2 separate regions of the Homo sapiens genome follow, and region 2 is linked to region 1. Evidence: read pairs that join two places in POLR2A ChIA-PET (ENCODE). Cell type or tissue: PC-9. All regions are shown on one strand. Links, peaks and the distances in the headings refer to the core of each region. The heading gives the core; the rest is flanking DNA. Region 1 overlaps ACAD9 (acyl-CoA dehydrogenase family member 9). Region 2 has its middle 2.4 kb from the start of SNORA7B.

Region 1 (2,910 bases), core at 121-2,620:
ATCCCGGCTATTCAGGAGGCTGAAGCAGGCGAATTGCTTGAACCCAGGAGGCAGAGATTGTAGTGAGCCAACATTGCACCACTGCACTCCAGCCTGGGTGACAGAGTGTGACTTTGTCTAAAAAAAAAAAATAAAATATACTGTGTTCATTTGTTTAAAAATAATAAATCCATTACATGTTAACATAATATTTTTAATGAAAAATATTTTGTTTTTGTTTTTCCGAGACAGAGTCTCACTCTGTCACCCAGGCTGGAGTGCAGTGGTGCAATCTCGACTCACTGCAACCTCTACCTCCCAGGTTCAAGTGATTCTCCTGCCTCAGCCTCCCAAGTATCTGGGACTGCAGGCATGCACCACCACGCCCGGGTAATTTTTGTATTTTTAGTAGAGATGGGGTTTCACTATGTTGGCCAGGTTGGTCTTGAACTCCTGACCTCATGATCTGCCTTCCTCAGCCTCCCCAAGTGCTGGGATTACAGGCGTGAGCCACCGCGCCAGCTAATGAAAAATATTTTGAAAAATAATCAGGCCAGGCGCGGTGGCTCACACCTGTAATCCCAGCACTTACGGAGACTGAGGTGGGTGGATCACCTGAGGTCGGGAGTTCGATACCAGCCTGACCAACATGGAGAAACCTCATCTCTACTAAAAATACAAAATTAGCTGGGCGTGGTGGTACATGCCTGTAATCCCAGCTACTCAGGAGGCTGAGGCAGGAGAATCGCTGGAACCTGGGAGGCGGAGGTTGCGGTGAGCCGAGATCGCGCCACTGCACTCCAGCATGGGCAATAAGAGTGAAACTCTGTCTCAAAAAGAAAAAAAAAAGAAAAGTAAGTTAAAAAAAAAAAAAGAAAAAAATTGATGGAAAGAGTGACATTGGTTGAAAGTTATGCAAGTCCTTTTAATGTTTGGCTTATTAGAAGACAGCTGGATTCTCATACCTGTTTGTGCACGTAACCTCTGGAAAAGTCCACTGTGCAGTCTTTTTTTTTTTTTAACTGTCTTTTTTTATAATCTTCAGACATGCTTTTTGTTTGTTTGTTTCTGAGACAGTCTTGCTCTTGCTTTGTCACCCAGGCTGGAGTGCAGTGGTACGACCTCAGCTCACTGCAACCTCTGCAGTTGAAGTGATTCTCATGCCTCAGCTTCCTGAGTAGCTGGAATTATAGCACGCACCGCCACGCCTGGCTAATTTTTGTATTTTCAGTAGAGATGGGGTTTCACCATGTTGGCCAGGCTGGTCTTGAACTCCTGACCTCAAATGATCTGCCTGTAATCCAAAGTGCTGGGATTACAGGTGTCAGCCACCGCACCTGTCCTGACACGTGCATTTAAAGCAAGAAACACACACTTCCAGGACATAGGGCTCTGTCAGCAATAACTGTCATCTTTGTATTTGCAGAGATGTAAATATATAAGAAACCGGCTGGGCACGGTGGCTCACACTGGTAATCTTAGCACTGTGGAAGACTGAGGGGGGCAGATTGCTTGAGTCCCAGAGTTTGAGACCAGCCTAGGCAATGGAGCGAAACCCTGTCTCTACTAAAAATTTAAAATATTAGCCGGGCATGGTGGTGCGCGCCCATAGTCCCAGCTACTTGGGAGTCTGAGGTGGGAGAAGGTACCCAAGCCTGGGAAGTCAAGGCTGTAGTCAGCTGTGTTCATGCCATTGAGCTCCAGCCTGGGCGACAGGAGTGAGACCCTGTCTCAAAAAAAAATAAAAATAAAAATAAAAAAATAAATAAATATATATATATATATATATATATGCAAGAAACCACTGCAAACCAAACCCACTCCCTCTCACAGGAACAAAGGTCTCTTGGAATAAATAGCAAATGCTGGAATAAAAACTATGTTCATTCAGCTGCCATGATGTGAATTCAAAAAGGAAGTTAAATCCAAGGGCAAAGCAGAGAAAAGAACATACAAAAATACACCTATTTCATGTACATTCAAAGAGGAGGCTAATCACTGTGGACAAAGGGCCCTCTGGAATGACAGCTGTAGGCAGCCAGCAGTGCCACGGAAATAGAGGCACTGTCATCTGGAGACACAGAAAAATCACATCCTCCCACAACTGGCCTCTATGAAAACCAACCAGGACAGACAACCCTTCCCCAAAAGTAATGGCCAAGAATAAAAGCACAAATATTGCTGGAAATCCAAGTAGCCTGTTTTACTGCTTTGAGTGACTTATATGCAAACCTAAGACTTTTTTCTGAATCCTTGATCAAGATTTATTCATATAAAGGCCGTACATAAATTCTGGGAACATGGTACTTTGGACTATATATTGGACTCTGAGCCAAAACGTTAAATACACTACACTGCGCCCCACTGTACAGTCTTCAGAGAATTAGAATTTAAAAGCAAGTAACATCTTAAGTAGTTTTAGGCCAGGTATGGTGGCTCATGCCTGCAATCCCAGCGCTTTGGGAGGCCGACGTGGGTGGATCACTTGAGGTCAGGAGTTTGAGACCAGCCTGGCCAACATAGTGAAACCCTGTCTCTACTAAAAATATAAAAATTAACCAGGTGTGTTGGTGCCCACCTGTAATCCCAGCTACTGGGGAGGCCGAGGCAGGAGAATCACTGGAACCCGGGAGGTGGAGGTTGTATTGAGCTGGGATGGCGCCACTGCACTTCAGCCTGGGTGACAGAGTGAGACTCCATCTCAAAAAAAAATAAAAACTAGTTTTGATCCTGTGGGACCCCCTAGAAGCAGCTCAGGTCCCCCAGAACCTCTTTGAGAAGTGCCAAATTGTCAGCTGTCATTACATTGCTTGGTTTTTGTTTGTTTCTTATTTCACACCTGGTGATCACAAATTATATGTTGCTAGTTTTAAAAGTTGCTTATTTATATATAAACATAATTTATAATTTAGAAATACTTATTTCTGCTTT
Region 2 (2,910 bases), core at 90-2,589, 510 kb after region 1:
CTGACTCTAGTATAGCATCACATGACAGATTGCAGGCCCTGAAAGAAACAGAAGTACTTTACCCAAAAATATATTTCTTTGACATATTCTGACATGGCCCTGTAAAGCTGTCTCTTGTGGGGACAATCTACGTCCTGTAGTGAATCCCCCTCCCTTTCCAGGTCTTCTCCCTGAGCCAGGAGAGGCTCCACTAAGACTTTGGCACCTTTTCAGGCCTGGTAAGAAACATTTACGATCTACTCTCTTTGAAGCCCGCTACCTGGAGGCTTCCTCTGCATAAATAAGAACCTTGGTCTCCACAACCTCTTATCTGAACCCAGGCATTCCTTTTTGTTGATTCCAAGTCTTTAGACAAACTCAACCAATTGTCAAATCTACCAACAGCCCGGACCAGGCCCCCCAACACACCTCCCTAAAATGTACAAAACCAAGCTGCACCCCAACCACCTTGGGCACATGTTCTCAGGACTTCCTGAGGGCTTTGTCACGGGCCGTGGTCACTCATACTGGACTCAGAATAAGTCTTTTCAAATACTTTACACAGTTTGACTCTTTTCGTCAATAGACGCAAAGCCCAACCACCACCCCGGCTGCCTGCTTCACTCTGTTCGTGTACGCGCTCCAGCAAGCCGACAATACCCACAGACACAGAGTGGTAGGGAAGGCCTCCTTACCAGGGGACCATAGGGCCAGATGAAGCCTGCAGGAACGCAGATGGCCACGGATTAAGACTCACTCAGGCCGGGCGCGGTGGCTCACGCCTGTAATCCCAGAACTTTGGAAGGCCGAGGCGGACGGATCACTTGAGGTCAGGCGTTCCAGACCAGCCTGGCCAACATAGTGAAACCCACTCTCTACTAAAAATTCAAAAATTAGCCAGGCGTGGTGGTGGGCGCCGGTAGTCCCAGCTACTTGGCAGGCTGAGGCAGGAGAATCGCTTGAACCCCGGAAGCGGAGGCTGCAGTAAGCTGAGATCGCACCACTGCACTCCAGCCTGGGAAGCAAAGTGAGACTCTGTCTCAAAAACAAACAAACAAACAAACTCACCGAGCAGGAAAAAGAAGCACCAAGGAAGAGAGAAGGGATGAGAGAGCGCCGGGGCTGATGGGAGGTAACCTCTGGGTCCTGACAGGGAAAAGGCAAGCACTTCCGGCTCCGGGTCCTTAAAAAAAAGACATGTCAAAGAAAGAGTGCTGCAGAAATGCCGAATTTAACTGTTTTAATAGAGAGTAATATCTAAGAATGTAAAGGAAAATTTATCTTACCTGCCCTTGGCACTAGTTAGAAAGTTGGAATTCTTTCTGAGTTGAGACCTGGTGTAGGGAGGAATCTACTTCCGCCAGAAGTTGAAGCCAATCTAGCGTTTGGGCTATTTCCGCCCTTGTTTCCTCTACTCCGAAGTGCGCTTCCTAGCGGTCAGGAGAGATCAAGACCGACTTCCCAAAATTCCCTCACTGAATTTACATAGTAAATAGTGATGAGACCGGAACCGCTAACGTACGATGGGCCTACCACAATTCTATAATGTAACCTATTATTGTCTCTATTTTGCATATGTGGAAGGAGAATTTTGGAGATTTTACTCCAAGCTCCACGCTTCTAACCATTAGTCTAAACTACCTTGCTTTGTTTTGTTGGTTGTTTTGTAGAGTTATGGTTTTACTATTTTGGCCAGGCTGGTCTTAAGCGATCTCTCGCCTCAGCCTCCTGAGTAGCGGGGATTACAAATATGAGCCATTGTTCCCAGCTACTGTCTAATTTTTAAGCTTGTTCTTGATTTGCTTAGCTTTTTTTTTTTTTTTTTTTTTTTTTTTTTTGAGAGGGAGTCTCACTCTGTTGCACAGGCTGGAGTGCAGTGGAGTGGCAAGATCTCGGCTCACTGCAACTTCTGCCTCCCAGGTTCAAGGGACAAGGGATTCTCCTGCCTCAGGCTCCGTAGTAGCTGGGATTACAGGTGTGCGCCACCACACTCGACTAATTTTTTTTAATTTTCAGTAGAGACAAGGGTCTCACTATGTTGGTCAACCTGGTCTCAAACTCCTGACCTCAGGTGATCTGCCCACCTTGGCCTCCCAAAATGCTGGGATTACAGGCGTGAGCCACCGCGCCCAGCCCTTAGCTTTTGTTTTTAAGATTATTTTGAAAATCAAATTTCAGGAGGAAAAAAACCTCCTAGATTCCACTCCTGGAACACAGTACAGATGTCACTGGCGATCTTGACAGGGATAGTTCCAGGGACCAGATGGGGTCAGAAGCTAAACTGGATTGTATTGATGACTGAATGAGAGAGAGGTGAGAAGGGTGTGTTAACAACTCCATGGTGAGATTTTTGGGTGTGAGGAGAATGGGGAGTTTGAGGAGACCCAGAGAAGTGGAATGTCTGAGGTCACACAGCTGGCAAGCCGTAGTGCTGGGGCTAGAACCCTGCTGCATCTGTGGCTATTCCACACCTCATGAATCTTGCTTATCCTGCAGGCTGTATGTAGTGAGATGGGATGCGGAGCAGGGAAGCACATTACTAATGGCAGCCTGAATGATGCCTGTCATGAAAGAAAAGGTCTTGATTGGGTCAAGTGGGTTCATCAACTGGGAGGGTTCATGAACCACAGAGCCTGCCTTCAGTTTCCAAAGACCCAAGAGATTTGGAAGCAGTAACCTGATGGCTCAGTCTTTGTGGGGTACGGGACATGCTGCCACCTCACTTCACAGAGGAGAGTACGGGGTACCCACACTGCTTCCCTGTGGGCACTGGGGTCCCAGGACAAGAGGCTGGAGGTGGCCTGCAGTCATCCCTGGAATAGCCCAGGGAACGTACCTGTATTCCCCCAGGCTCAAGGTTTCCCCACTGGGATCCCGGGACAAGAGGCTGGAGGTGGCCTGCAGTCATCCCTGGAATAGCCCAGGGAATGT

What was found. ChIA-PET counts read pairs that join two places held together with the same protein. Peaks named below come from ENCODE experiments on the same cell type or tissue, not always from the same donor. Only the 100,000 strongest peaks of a DNase experiment are listed, where the experiment ranks them.
Region 2: POLR2A ChIA-PET joins it to region 1 with 16 read pairs; 2 of 35 experiments call an interaction of 5 or more read pairs at or near these places.

The regions. Positions count from the first base shown.
Region 1 is chr3:128,885,897-128,888,806 of GRCh38, forward strand. All of the region lies in intron 2 of ACAD9 (acyl-CoA dehydrogenase family member 9), which reads left to right. Among named protein-coding and RNA genes, the nearest start is that of ACAD9, 7.7 kb to the left of the region's middle. In PC-9, for the core only: no CTCF peak of the experiment used is centred there; no DNase peak of the experiment used is centred there.
Region 2 is chr3:129,398,334-129,401,243 of GRCh38, forward strand. It overlaps the pseudogene RPL32P3. Among named protein-coding and RNA genes, the nearest start is that of SNORA7B, 2.4 kb to the left of the region's middle. In PC-9, for the core only: CTCF peaks have their summits at 1,451 and 1,652; DNase peaks (open chromatin) are centred at 1,088, 1,378 and 1,788; H3K4me3 peaks cover 1,645 bases; H3K27ac peaks cover 1,481 bases.